Linked DNA regions of Homo sapiens: region 2 is linked to region 1. The links are chromatin contacts, found by Hi-C or POLR2A ChIA-PET in ENCODE. All regions are on one chromosome and are shown on one strand. The core of a region is the stretch at or near the end of the contact, and the rest is flanking DNA. Distances in the headings are between cores, read along the strand shown.

Evidence for each region. A loop is a pair of places that touch in the nucleus more often than their neighbours do. ChIA-PET counts read pairs that join two places held with the same protein, here RNA polymerase II (POLR2A). Pooled maps may share reads with other maps.
Region 2: a map with no recorded cell type shows a loop between it and region 1 (2.1-fold over the local background). The contact joins two enhancer-like sites. A Hi-C loop is called at or near these places in 1 of 168 maps with a recorded cell type or tissue (GM12878), 2 of 37 single-sample maps with no recorded cell type and 4 of 50 pooled maps. POLR2A ChIA-PET finds 5 or more read pairs at or near these places in 2 of 52 experiments (GM10248 and OCI-LY7).

Annotation. Positions count from the first base shown.
Region 1 is chr7:65,726,472-65,732,938 of GRCh38, forward strand. LINC03006 (long intergenic non-protein coding RNA 3006) reads right to left here. Exons shown (of 8, transcript NR_038378.4): 3 at 584-637. Among named protein-coding and RNA genes, the nearest start is that of SNORA22, 26 kb to the right of the region's middle. Within about 2 kb of position 5,145, at least 6 of the 41 ENCODE cell types and tissues checked have a DNase peak (open chromatin) inside an H3K27ac peak, as active enhancers do.
Region 2 is chr7:65,804,666-65,811,145 of GRCh38, forward strand. No RefSeq gene overlaps it. Among named protein-coding and RNA genes, the nearest start is that of LINC03129, 32 kb to the right of the region's middle. Within about 2 kb of position 5,151, at least 2 of the 41 ENCODE cell types and tissues checked have a DNase peak (open chromatin) inside an H3K27ac peak, as active enhancers do.

The DNA of each region.
Region 1 (6,467 bases), core at 3,895-6,394:
GGAGGCTGAAGAGAATCGCTTGAACCTGTAAAGCGGAGCTTGCAGTGAGCCGAGATCACACCACTGCCCTCCAGCCTGGGTGACAGAGTGAGATTTAATAAAAGTGTATGCATTGAACCCATTGGGAGGTTTATCTGTTAGGGAAATGGGAATAACTGGGAATCACACAATCAGAGAGACAGGAGTCGGGACTTGCATGGGGCTGTGATGCCGTGGCCTGTGGGTCTGGGTGGGGGAATGTGATGCACTCTGCCCTCCCCCTAGGCCCCATCCCTCCTGTCTAACTCAGTTGTCCTTACCTGTGGCTCTCAGGCTCCCCTGCAAAGGCACATTGTGGCTGCAGCTTCCAGCTTCCTCAGAAGCAAACATCCTTTGGTAAAAGCCAAGAGGTCAAGCCGGGCTTGGTGGTTCACTCCTGTAATCCCAGCACTTTGGGAGGCTGAGTATCACGAGGTCAGGAGTTCAAGACCAGTCTGGCCAACATAATATAACAGTATAACGTATAATAGTCGAATGCATAAAAAAAATTACAATGACAGCAAAAAAAACAAAACAAGACCAAAAAAAGACAAATCAGACTTACCTTTCTCCGTGCTAGATTTCTAGGAGGCCACACTCTTCTCTTCCTGTTCCTCCCCTAAATAAAAATGGAGCACAAAATTATGACTACAGATTTCTTCAAGAAAGACCTGTAGATTCTGCAAGAGCAAGATCCTAGAAAGAGAGAATGAGGAAATGAACATTGAAGTCCAGACACAAAACAGGAAAGAGGGAGACTGGCTTCACTCTCTCCTGGTGGGACTGTCACAAAAACGAGTCAGAGGCAAAATTTCCTAAGACTGCTTCCTCTAGGTAATGCTTTAGTTTTACCCCCTTCAAGCACTGCAGAGTCAGCATATTCTTTTCTGTGGCTTCAATTCTGCAAGATTCAGGTCTGATAGGAAATCATGTAAACCTGATTAGCAGAGTACAAAGAAAAGAGAGAGGCAGAGGGAGAGGGAAAGAGAATCTCTTGGGAGAACTAAATGAATAGACACAGAAGCAGACTCAGGCGGGCGCAGTGCCTCACGCCTGTAATCCCAGCACTGGGAGGCCAAGGCTGGTGGATCACTTGAGATCAGGAGTCTGAGACAAGCGTGGCCAACATGGTGAAACCCTCTCGCTACTAAAAATACAAAGATATTAGCCAAGTGGTAGTAGCATGTGCCTGTAAGCCCAGCTATTTGGGAGGCTGAGGCAGGAGAATTGCTGAACCCAGGGGGCAGATGTTGCAGTAAGCCCAGATCACGCCACTGCACTCCAGCCTGGGCAATAGAGAGACACTCCGTTTCAAAAGAAAAAAAAATTCACCGGATGTGGTGGCACATGCCTGTGGTCCCAGCTACTCGGGAGGCTGAGGCAGGAGAATTACTTGAACGCCAGAGGTGGAGTTTGCAATGAGCCGAGATCGTGTCTCTGCTCTGCAGCCTGGGTGATAGAGCGAGACTCCATCTCAAAAATAAATAAATATATAAATACAGGGGACAGAGACAACAGCATTCCAAGATGAATCAGAGAAAGGATCTGCTGCCCAATTACAAGGAAGCAAAGACAACAGTTTGTGTGTGTGTGTGTGTGTGTGTGTGTGTGTGTGTGTGTGTGTGTGCGCATGTCTGAGACAGGGTCTTGCTCTGTCACCCAGGCTGGAGTGCAGCAGTGCAATCATAGCCCACTGCAGCCTAGAACTCCTGGGCTTAAGCAATCCTCCTACCTCAGCCTCCTGAGTAGCGGGGACTACAGATGCACACCACCATGCCCCGCTAAGTTTTTATTTTTTGTAGAAACAGGGTCTCGCTATGTTGCCCAGGCTGACATTGAACTCATGGCCTCAAGGAATCCTCCCACACTGGCCTCCCAAAGTGCTGAGATGACAGCCGTGAGCCACCACACTGGGACTGCAGTTTCTTATAAAGTTAAACATATACTTATCATAGGACCCACCAAGGCTGGGCGCGGTGGCTCATGCCTGTAATCCCAGCACTTTGGGAGGCTGAGGCAGGTGGATCACCTGAGGTCAGGAGTTCAAAACCAGCCTAGCCAACATGGTGAAACCCCCGTCTCTACTAAAAATACAAAATTTCCAGGCATGGTGGCACATGCCTGTAATCCCAGCTACTAGGGAGGCTGAGGCAGGAGAATTGCTTAAACCCAGAAGGCAGAGGTTGCGGTGAGCCGAGATTGCGCCATTGCACTCCAGCCTGGGCAGCAAGAGTGAAACTCCATCTCAAAAAATAAAAATTAAAAAGACACCCAGCAATCCCAGTCTTGGAGTTTTATCCAAGAGAAATGAAAACATATTCATAGCAGCTTTATTTGTGACTGCCCAACACAAGAAAAAACCCAAATATTCACCAACAGATAAATAGCTAAACAAATTGTGGTATATCCCTACGATGGAACACTACTCAGTAATAAAAAGAAATGAATTACTGATACATGCTACAACATGGATAAATATTTTAAAAAATATACCAATAGGGCTGGGCGCGGTGGCTCATGCCTGTAATCCCAGTACTTTGGGAGGCTGAGGCAGGTGGATCACGAGATCAGGAGATTGAGACCATCCTGGCTAACACGGTGAAACCCCGTCTCTACTAAAAATACAAAAAATTAGCTGGGCACGGTGGCACATGCCTGTAGTCCCAGCCACTCAGGAGGCTGAGGCAGGCGAATCGCTTGAACCCAGGGGGCAGAGGTTGCAGTGGGCCAAGATTGCGCCACTGCACTCCAGCCTGGGGGACAGAGCAAGACTCAGTCTCAAAAAAAAAAAAAATTATACCGATGGAAGGCCAGGCACGGTGGCTCACACCTGTAATCCCAGCACTTTGGGAGGCCAAGGCAGGCAGATTACCTGAGGTCAGCAGTGACCAGCCCAACCAACATGGTGAAACCCTGTCTCTACTAAAAATACAAAATTATCTGGGCATGGTGGCGCATGCTTGTAATCCCAGCTACTCAGGAAGCTGAGGCAGGAGAATCACTTGAACCCGGAAGGCAGATGTTGCAGTGAGCTGAGATTGCGCTACTGCACTGCAGCCTGGGCAACAGGAGCGAAACTCCATCTCAAAAAAAAAAAATTATACCGATGGAAAGAAGCCAGACACAAGAGCACATACTGTTTCAGTTATATGAAACACTAGAAAATACAAATGCCCTAACAACAAAGATCAGATCAGTAGGGCTGGGGGTTGGGACGGGGCTGACTGGAAAGAGGCCCTAGGAACCTTCTGGGTGATGGAAATGTTATTGTGATGATTACAAGTATGAATAAATTTGTCAAAATTCATCAAAATGCACACTTAAAGAGTGTATTTTATTACATTTAATTATATAGCAATAAAACACTGGCTTTAAAAAAGTCTCTGATAAGAGGCTGGTCTAGGCAAACTTGAGGATCCCTTCCACCCTAATTCTAGCCCAAATATTTTCTTTTTTTTTCTTTTTTTCTTTTTTTTTTCCTGAGATGGAGTCTCACTCTTGTCGCCCAGGCTGGAGTGCAGTGGCGCGATCTTAGCTCACTGCAATTTCCACCTCCCAGGTTCAAGCAATTCACCTGCCTCAGCCTCCTGAGAGCTGGCATTATAGGCACACACCACCATGCCCAGCTAATTTTTTGTATTTTTAGTAGACAGGGTTTCACCATGCTGGCCAGGCTGGTCTTGAACTCCTGACCTCAGGTGATCTGCTCGCCTCAGCCTCCCAAAGTGCTGGGATTACAGGTGTGAACCACCATGCCCAGCTAGTCCAAGTATTTTCTTAAAAATAAAATAAAACAAGGCCGGGCATGGGGGCTCACCCCTGTAATCCCAGTACTTTGGGAGGCCGAGGTGAGAGGATTGATTGAGCCCAGGTGTTTGAGACCAGCCTGGGCAACATAGTGAGACGTCATCTGTACAAAAAATAAAATAAATGAGCCAGGCATGGTGGTGCATACTTGTAGTCCCAGCTACTTGGGAGGCTGAGGGGAGGATCACTTGAGCTCAGGAGTTTGCGACTGCAATAAGCTATGATTGCACCACTGCACTCCAGCCTGGGTGACCAAGTGAGACCCTGTCTCTTAAAACAAAAAAGAAAAGAAGGAAGGTAGGTATCAGGCATATATTAAATCATCTGAAAATTTTAAAAAGTCCTGATTACTTTGTTTCACCGACATGAAAGTGACAGGACTATGGTCATGATATTGAAAACCTACCTGGCACTGTAATACAGGAATATTGGATTTTATTATTTTCCTCCCTGATTCTCATTCCAATATCAGTCATCAAATATTTAAAAAGTAATAATATGCAAACATACGTAAAGAAAATATAGTGGCCAGGTACAGTGGCTCATGCCTGTAATCCCAGCACTTTGGGAGGCTGAGGCGGTGGATCGCTTGAGGCCAGGAGTTTGAGACAAACCTGGCTAACATGGTGAAACCCTGTCTCTACTACAAATATAAAAATTAGCTGGGCATGATGGCATGCGTCCAGCTACTCGGGAGGCTGAGGCAGGAGAATCCCTTGAACCCCGTAGAGGGAGGTTGCAGTGAGCCAAGATCGCGCCACTGCACTTCAGCCTGGGCGACAGAATGAGACGGTCTCAGAAAAGAAAGAAAAGAAAAGAAGAGAAAAAAAGAAAAAGATAGTAAATACATTTAATGAATGAAAGCATGATTAACTTAATTCCCAACTTGAAGTTGTATCGTTATTAACAATGTACCTGGTAAGTACTTATTTTAAAATTCTAATTCTAATTCTAATGGGAAAGGAGACGACAAAGTCGGACACTTCAACTCTGAGTTTGGGATGGCCCCAATTTTGCACTGAGAGTGCTCCTGCGCAGGACTGCATCATTCATTCATGCTGTTTGGAAACAGGCAGCTGCTGAGAGATTAGACAGTGAAGCTACCCCAAAAAATAAATCAATGAAAAGAAAGCCTGGAGATTCTAGGAAATGATCTGCCTATGCGACTAAGCAGAATAAATGTAGACTCAGACAGGAAGCCTGGAAGAGGAAAAGGAAAGTCGGCGAAATCAGAAAGTTGGGCACAGGGAAGGCACAAGGCAGGGACTTACCCTGCGTCCTGGGCCTCCGGGGCTCCTGCGGCTGCAACTTTCTGGCTGCAGGGGGCCAGGGCCGGCTCCGACGCTCAGGCGAGCAGTTCCCAGGGAGGTGAGCTGTGCAGACCGGCAGGGCCTCCACTGAACACTCTCCTGAGATCTGCTGATAAGCGGGGTGGCTTCTGATCAGTTCTGAAAGTGCCTCCGTAAACTGGAGACACCAGATCTCTGCTCTGCAAAGCCGGGCTGGGAGGACGCCTTGGCCCCGCCCCAGGGTAGGGGCTCCGCGAGCCTGCCCCCTCCTCCTCCGGGGGCTCAGCGCCTGCAGACGGAGAGGTGCACCGTGCGGAGTACGCTTTCTCGGAAAGCCGCGCCCTGTGGCACCTTTGCTTTGCAGAGGAGGAACAAAAGAGCTCCTGGACCTTCAGAAGCTGCTCTGCGCTGCCGCCACCGCCACTTGGGATAAGAGTAGGTGAGGGAAGCAAGGGACCGCGGCACTGATTCTGCAATTAATGAAATCCCCGTGGGGGTCCTCTTTTGAAATCCAGGTTTGACCTATTTGGCCTATTTTTAATTTTTATTATGTTTTTAAATAGAGATTGGGGGGGGGGGGTTCTCACTGTGTTTCCCAGGCTGTGCTCGAACTCATGGGCTGAAGCGATCCTCCCTCCTCAGCCTCCCAAAGTGTTGGGATTACAGGTGTGAGCTACTGCGCCCAGCCTATTTCTTTCTGTTTCAAAAATTTCTGGCCCGGCGCAGTGGCTCAAGCCTGTAATCCCAGCACTTTGGGAGACCGACACAGGTGGATACCTGAGGTCAGGAGTTTCAGACCAGCCTGGACAACATGGCAAAACTCCGTCTCTAACAAAAATGCAAAAATTAGCGGGGCATGGTGGCGCATGCCTGTAGTCCTAGCTACTTGGGATGCCAAGGCAGGAGAATTGCTTGAACCTGGGAAGAGGAGGTTGCAGTGAGCCAAGATCATGCCACTGCACTACAGCCTGGGCAACAGAGTAAGACTCCCTCTCAAAAAAAAAAAAAAATTTATCCCATGTGTCACTTGCCCAGCTCCTTGTATGTTAACTACAACAAATAAGAGGTGTTTCCCCCAAACATTTACCACTGGCGTTAGCTGGGTGGAGCTGGGCATCAAGGTCCACTCTAAAACACAACCTGAAACCTCAGAGGCTGACAGTCTGCACTCCAGGCTCACTCTAAGTTGCTCACCCACACAGAGGATGCAATCCCTGGGGCAGGACACATGGTCACAGCATCCCTGCCCTTAGCTACAGGACCCTCCCCACCAAAACACAATCCTTTTTTTTTTTTTTTTTTGAGACCGAGTCTCCCTCTGTCACCCAGGCTGAAGTGCAGTGGTGCTCACTG
Region 2 (6,480 bases), core at 3,901-6,400, 78 kb after region 1:
CTGATAGAAGGAATAGCATGAGCAAAAGTGCAGATTAAAAAGTCCAGGTAATGATGACAATCTCATTCTAGGGAGCATATTTTATTCCAACTATATCTGGTTTTAGAGTCAGAAGAAGTCCTGGGACCAGCTGGTTCTAGGGTCACAGTAGTTGTACTCTAAAGCAACTCATCCATACTGTCTTCAATTGATATATTAGTGAGGGAAGCAACTGAAGAAGTAATGACCCCAAAGCTTCACCAGGATAGTGAGATGAGAGGCCACCACAAAGACCAAGACGTTCAGAAGGAAAGGCAGGACAGTGAGAAGACAAGCTGTCCTGAAGCCAAGTAACACATGCTTAGGTTGAGAGGTGGAGGAGAAGGTGTTTTATAGCATGGTGACACATTCTGCAAAAGCACTGAGAGCTGCACAAGACAGTGGTGTGAGCCTCCGCAAGGAGAGAGTGCCAGGTCAGCGAGCCCTGGGGGAATACAGTCTCCTTTAAAATATTCTGGACAGAGGAGAGCAGCTAGCAAAGTGAGTCTGATTTCTACTCTTTGTTTCACCTCCTAACTCTAGTATAAAGTGACATTGTATATGCTGGTGCTCTGATCTCGGTCTGTGGATATTAGATATTAAGATTGGGGAGAAAATAAAACAGCCAGTTAAAGTGCACCATTTTTACAGGCACTGTCAGTAGCATATAAGAAATAGCATGTTTCTCAAAAGTAAATTGGTTCATAGTAGTCAGTTGGCACATTCAGCGTGTACTTCTATGAGATTTTTTTGGTATCTTTAAACTCTTCATTCATTAATCCTGTTAACTCAAAGCTTATTTAATAACATAAGCTCTTGGTTATGAACTAGATGTTAGGAACAATAGAGAAATGTAGAGCTAATGTCATGAGTTAAAAGGATTGGGGCTGTAGGAATAATGTTACCAGGAATAACTTGAGGAATGTTTGCTACTGTAGCTAGCTGTGATTTTCCAAATAGGGAGGTGCCTGTTTTTCTCACATAAAAGTAATTGTGCAGGTAGGCTGAAGCTGACATTGGTTCAGTTGCTCAAACATGGTTAAGACTGGCTTCCCTGTGCTTCTCTTCACTCTCCTTTCTGGTGCACGATGACCAAGAGAGCTCCTGTCATCATATCTCCATCCATCATGTCTCCATCCAATTATAAGTAAAGAAAATGCAGCATGAGCCCTGCCTGCACCCATGGTCAGGAAAAGCAAGAGGCTTTTTTTGAATCCTAGCAGAATTTTGCATAAGCCTCTTGGTTTTAAAAAAGATGAATTTTAAAATAATAAAATAAAGCACAAACTCTGAGGCCAAAGTGATAGGATTTAAATCTGTGCTCTGCCACTTAGAAAAATTACTTAAATTCTCTGTTGTTTAGATTGCACACCTGTAAAATGGGAGGAGGAAAATAATATTTGACTCATGATTTTTAAAATTTGAGATGTTATTTCTTTAATAAACAGCTGCTATCATTTCAGAACACTTGCTATTTAGGCAGTTAGGAATTTTGCACTAGAAGGAATGTAAAGAAAGACGGTGGGCATTTGTAATGGATTTAACATTCATCATTTGGCTGCCTGACTGACCCCCAGAGCTGTGATTTTACTCATGAATTTTTCAGAAGTCCCTTAGCTAGCAATGAGTGTAACCAGCCTCCCACTCTCACCATTCAGTGCTCTTTTGTTCTTCTCTGTTTCCCCTCAAACTTGTTTATCCTCACAGAGTGATTAAAACTTGCATTTCTTTTCTTTCCTTTTTAGAGACAGGGTCTTGCTCTGTCACTCAGGCTGTAGTGCAGTGGTGTGATCATGGCTCGCTGTAGCTTCAAACTGGGCTCAAGCAGTACTCCCACCTCAACCTCCCAAGTAGCTGGGACTACAGACGTACACCACCATGCAAAGCTAAATTTTTTATTTTTTGTTGTAGAGATGGGATAGTGCTGTGTTTCTCAGGATGGTCTCAAACTCCTAGCCTCAAGTGATCCTCCTGCCTCAGCCTCCCAAATTGCTGGGATTATAGGCAGGTATGAGCCACCTGTGCCTGGCCCCCATTCCCTTTTTTTAAATAACAACTTTATTGAAATATAGTTCACATACCATAAATTCATTTATCAAAGTATGCAATTCAGTAGTTTTTATAATATTCATGGAGCTGTGCATCTATCATCACAATCCGTTTTAGAAGCTTTCATTACCCTGTAGAGAAATCCACACTTCTTAGCCACTTCTACTCCCCTCATCCCCCTGTGTTCCCATAGGCAACCACTGATCTATTCTCTGTCACTATAGATTTGCCTAATCTGGACCTTTTTTTTCTTCTTTTTTTTGAGACAGAGTCTTGCTCTGTCATCTAGGCTGGAGTGCAATGGTGCAATCTCAGCTCACTGCAGTCTCTGCCTCCTGGGTTCAAGCAATTCTTCTGCCTCAGTCTTCTGAGTAGCTGGGATTATGGGCGCCTGCCACCACACCTGGCTAATTATTGTATTTTTAGTAGAGACAGGGTTTCACCATGTTGGTCAGGCTGGTCTCAAATTCCTGACCTCATGATCTGCCTGCCTCGGCCTCCCAAAGTGGGATTACAGGTGTGAGCCACCGCACCCGGCTTGGACCTTTTATATAAATAGGATTGTGCAATATGTGATTGTTTGTGGCTGGGTTTTTTTTCCCTCTTAGCACAGTGTTTTCAGAGTTCCTTCCTGTCATAGCATGTGTCAGTATTTCGTTCCTTCTATGGCTGAATAATATTCCATGGTAGAGACACACCACATTTTGTTTATTCATCAGTTGATGAACATTTGGGTTGTTTCCATGTATTGGCCACTGTGAATAATGCTGCTATGAATATTCATTTATAAGTTTTTGTGTGGACGTATATTTTTATTTCTCTGGGATATATACCTAGGAGAGAAATTGTTGCATTCTATGATACTGTACATTTAGCATTTTGAGAAACTATTTTCCAAAGTGGTTACACCAGTCAGGTGCAGTGACTCACACCTGTAATCCCAGCTACATGAGAGGCTGAGGTGGGAGGATCACTTGAGCCTACAAGTTAAAAGAGACCAGCCTGGGCAAGATAGTGAGATCCTATCTCGATTTTTTAAAAAATCAAATTAAAATGACAAAAAAGAAACACCCAAACAAAGTGGTTAAACCATTTTTTGTTCCCACCTATAATGTATGTGGGTTCCAATTTCTTCAAATTTTCACCAGCATTTCTTTTTTTGAGACAGGATCTCGCTGTGTCACCCAGGCAGGAGTGCAATAGTGTGATCATGGCTCACTCCAGCCTTGAACTCTCAGACACTTGGGATCCTTTTACCTCAGCCTCTTGAGCAGTTGGGACTACAGTCACAAGCCACCACACTCAGCTAATTTTTTTTATTTTTAGTAGAGACAGGGTTTCACTATGTCACTCAGGCTGGATTTCGAACTCCTGGACCCAAGTGATCCACCTGCCTTGGCCTCCCAAACTGCTGGGATTATAGGAGTGAACCACCATGCCTGGTCCTCTATCTCTTTTCTCTCTTCCTTTTTTCCTTGCTAGATTGAAATGTGTCATGTACCAGCTATCCATCCAATGACTGCCCATCAGTTCCAAATTCACCCTTCACTGCCGGCTCTGCAAACATAGACGTGGGTTCCTTATATGCTTCCTCTATCAGCTGGTACATTATTAAATGTTGTCACTACATTGTGCTAGAGGGACTTTGTAAGAGGCTGTTCTTTCTGATTGTAGTGTGTCAATCTCCACAGCCACTGAGCTTGTCCAGCACTGGGCTCCTGCCCTGCACGGTGCTCAGCAGCACCCAGTGACCAGCAGTTTCTCTGAACCTGCATGGGTGGTTTTGTAGTGAGACAACTGTTCATTCATAGCTTAATCTAGCACCATAGAAGGCAGATTTTCAGCAAATTCCAGAGGGCAGATTGCTAGCATGTTCCACCATGTGGTAATGCAGCAATTCTGCCATTGAATTACCCATGACTGTGCCCTCTCCAAGGGTGACTGGATCTCAGCCCTAGTGAAGAGTCCCTTTCTTGGTCACTCCATCTCATCATAGGGACAGTAGGGGCAGTTACTGTTCATTGTATCAGCTGGTCCTATACTTTTTTTTTTTTTTTTTTGAGACAGGGTCTCCCTCTGTTGCCCAGGCTAAAGCACAGTGACGAAATCATAGCTCACTGCAGCCATGACCTCCCTGGCTCAAGCAATACTCCCACCTCAGCCTCCCAAGTAGCTAGGACTACAGGTGTGCACCACCACACCTGGCTATTTTTTTTTTCTTTGGTAGAGACAGGGTCTCACTGTGTTTCCCAGGCTGGTCTCAAACTCCTGGCCTGAAGCAATCCTCCTGCCTTGGCTTTTCATATTACTGGAATTATAAGCATGAGCCACCATGCCTGGCCTCTGATAGTCCTGTGTTCTCTAGAGTTCTTCTTACTTTTTGGTAGCCAATCTCTTATTATGCTGTTGCCCTGTTATAATGAATAATTCTCTGTATTAAATTTTACCACTTTAAACTTTTGAGTGGTTTTTGTCTCCTGATTGGACTCTAATATGCTAAGAAGGGTCCCGGCAGATAGACTCACACAGATGGGATTTGGGCATAGGTTTGGTTATCCAAGGGACCATGCTGAGCTCCTTGCCAATGGGAAATGGGATGCTGGTGATTTCCAGGAAGTGACCTCACAGTTTTCTTGGGGGACTTTACTGGTCCTTCTTCAGGAAACCCTGTCCTTACCCCCATCATCACTCTTTCACTCTCGTCTTTACTCATCTTTAGCCTCAGCCGAGATGTCTCACCCCACTCTCTCTGATGCAACAAGAAGCCCCTGGGGAACGTTTCAGTCCCACTCTGTACTTCTGTCACATGCTCATCACAGTCTGGTAAGTGCTGGCATACGATTCCTAGATTAGTACATTTTGCATTGCTATAAGGAAACACCTGAGGCTGGGTACTTTATAAAGAAAAACAGTTTATTTGGCTCACAGTTCTGCAGACTATACAAGTAGCATGGTGCCAGGCTGGGCACAGTGGCCCACACCTGTAATCCCAGCACTTTGGGACGCTGAGGCAGGAGGATTGCTTGAGCCCCGAAGTTTGAAACCAGCCTGGGAAACATGGTGAGACATTGTCTCTACTAAAAAAAAAAAAAAAATCAGCCAGGCATGATGGTGCACTGATGCATGCCTAATGCATGCCTATGGTCCCAGCTACTTGGGAGGCTAAGGTAAAAAGATCTCTTTAGCCCAGGAGGTCAGGGTTGCAGTGAGCCATAATTACACCACTGCTCTCTAACCTGAGTGTCAGAGTGAGACCCTGTCTCAGAAAAAAAAAAGCATAGTGCCAGCATCTGCTGGTGAGGACCTCAGGAGGTTTCCACTCATGGTAGAAGGAGAAGGAGGAGCCGGCACGTCACTTGGTGAGAAGACGGAGCAAGGGAGAGGGGAGGAGGTGCCAGGCTCTTTAAACAGTTAGCTCTCACATGAACTAGTAGAGAGAGAACTCACTTATTACCATGGGGAGGGCACTAAGCCATTCATGAGGGATCTGCCCCCATGACCCACACACCTCTCACCAGGCACCATCTCCAACATTAGGGATTTAATTTCAATATGAGAATTGGAGGAGACAAACATTGAAACTATATCAATTTCCTGCTACCCTATAAGCTCTGTGAGGGCAGAAACTCTTACACCTTGTTCACTGCTGTTTCCTGGGCACCTATTATAGTGCCTGGTATGTAGTAGGTGCTCAAGAAATATTTGTTAGAGCCTGATGTGTTGGCTCAAGCCTGTAATTCCAGCACTTTGGGAGGAGGGGGCCAGGGGATTGCTTGTGCCCAGAAGTTGAAGACCAACCTGGGCAACATAGTGAGAACCTGTCCCTAGAAAAAATAATAAACTGGTTGGGTGCAGTGGCTCGTGCCTGTGATCCCAGCAGTTTGGGAGGCCGATGTGGGTGGATCACCTGAGGTCAGGTGCTCAAGACCGGCCTGGCCAACATGGTGAAACCCCATCTCTACTAAAAATACAAAAATTAGCCAGGAATGGTGGCATACACCTGTAATCCTAGCTACCTGGGAGGCTAAGGCAGGAGAATTGCTTGAACCTGGGAGTTGGAGGTTGCAGTAAGCCGAGATCGCCCCACTGCACTCCAGCCTGGGTGACAGGGTGAGACTTCATCTCAACAACAAAAAAAAAAAAAGAAAGAAAAAGGAAAAATAATATACTTAACCAGTTGTGGTGGTACATGCCTGTAATCCCAACTACTTGGGAGGCTGAGGTGGGAGGATCACTTGATCCCAGAAGATGGAAGCTGCAGTGAGCCATAATCACCCCACTATACTTCAGCCTGTGTGACAGAGGGGGACTCTGTCTCAAAAAAAGTAAAAAAAAAAAAAAAAAAAAATTTGTTGGGGAAAAAAAAAGTGAACAAGAAAAGGTGTCAGGAGAGTACTGTGAATGTGGGTCATG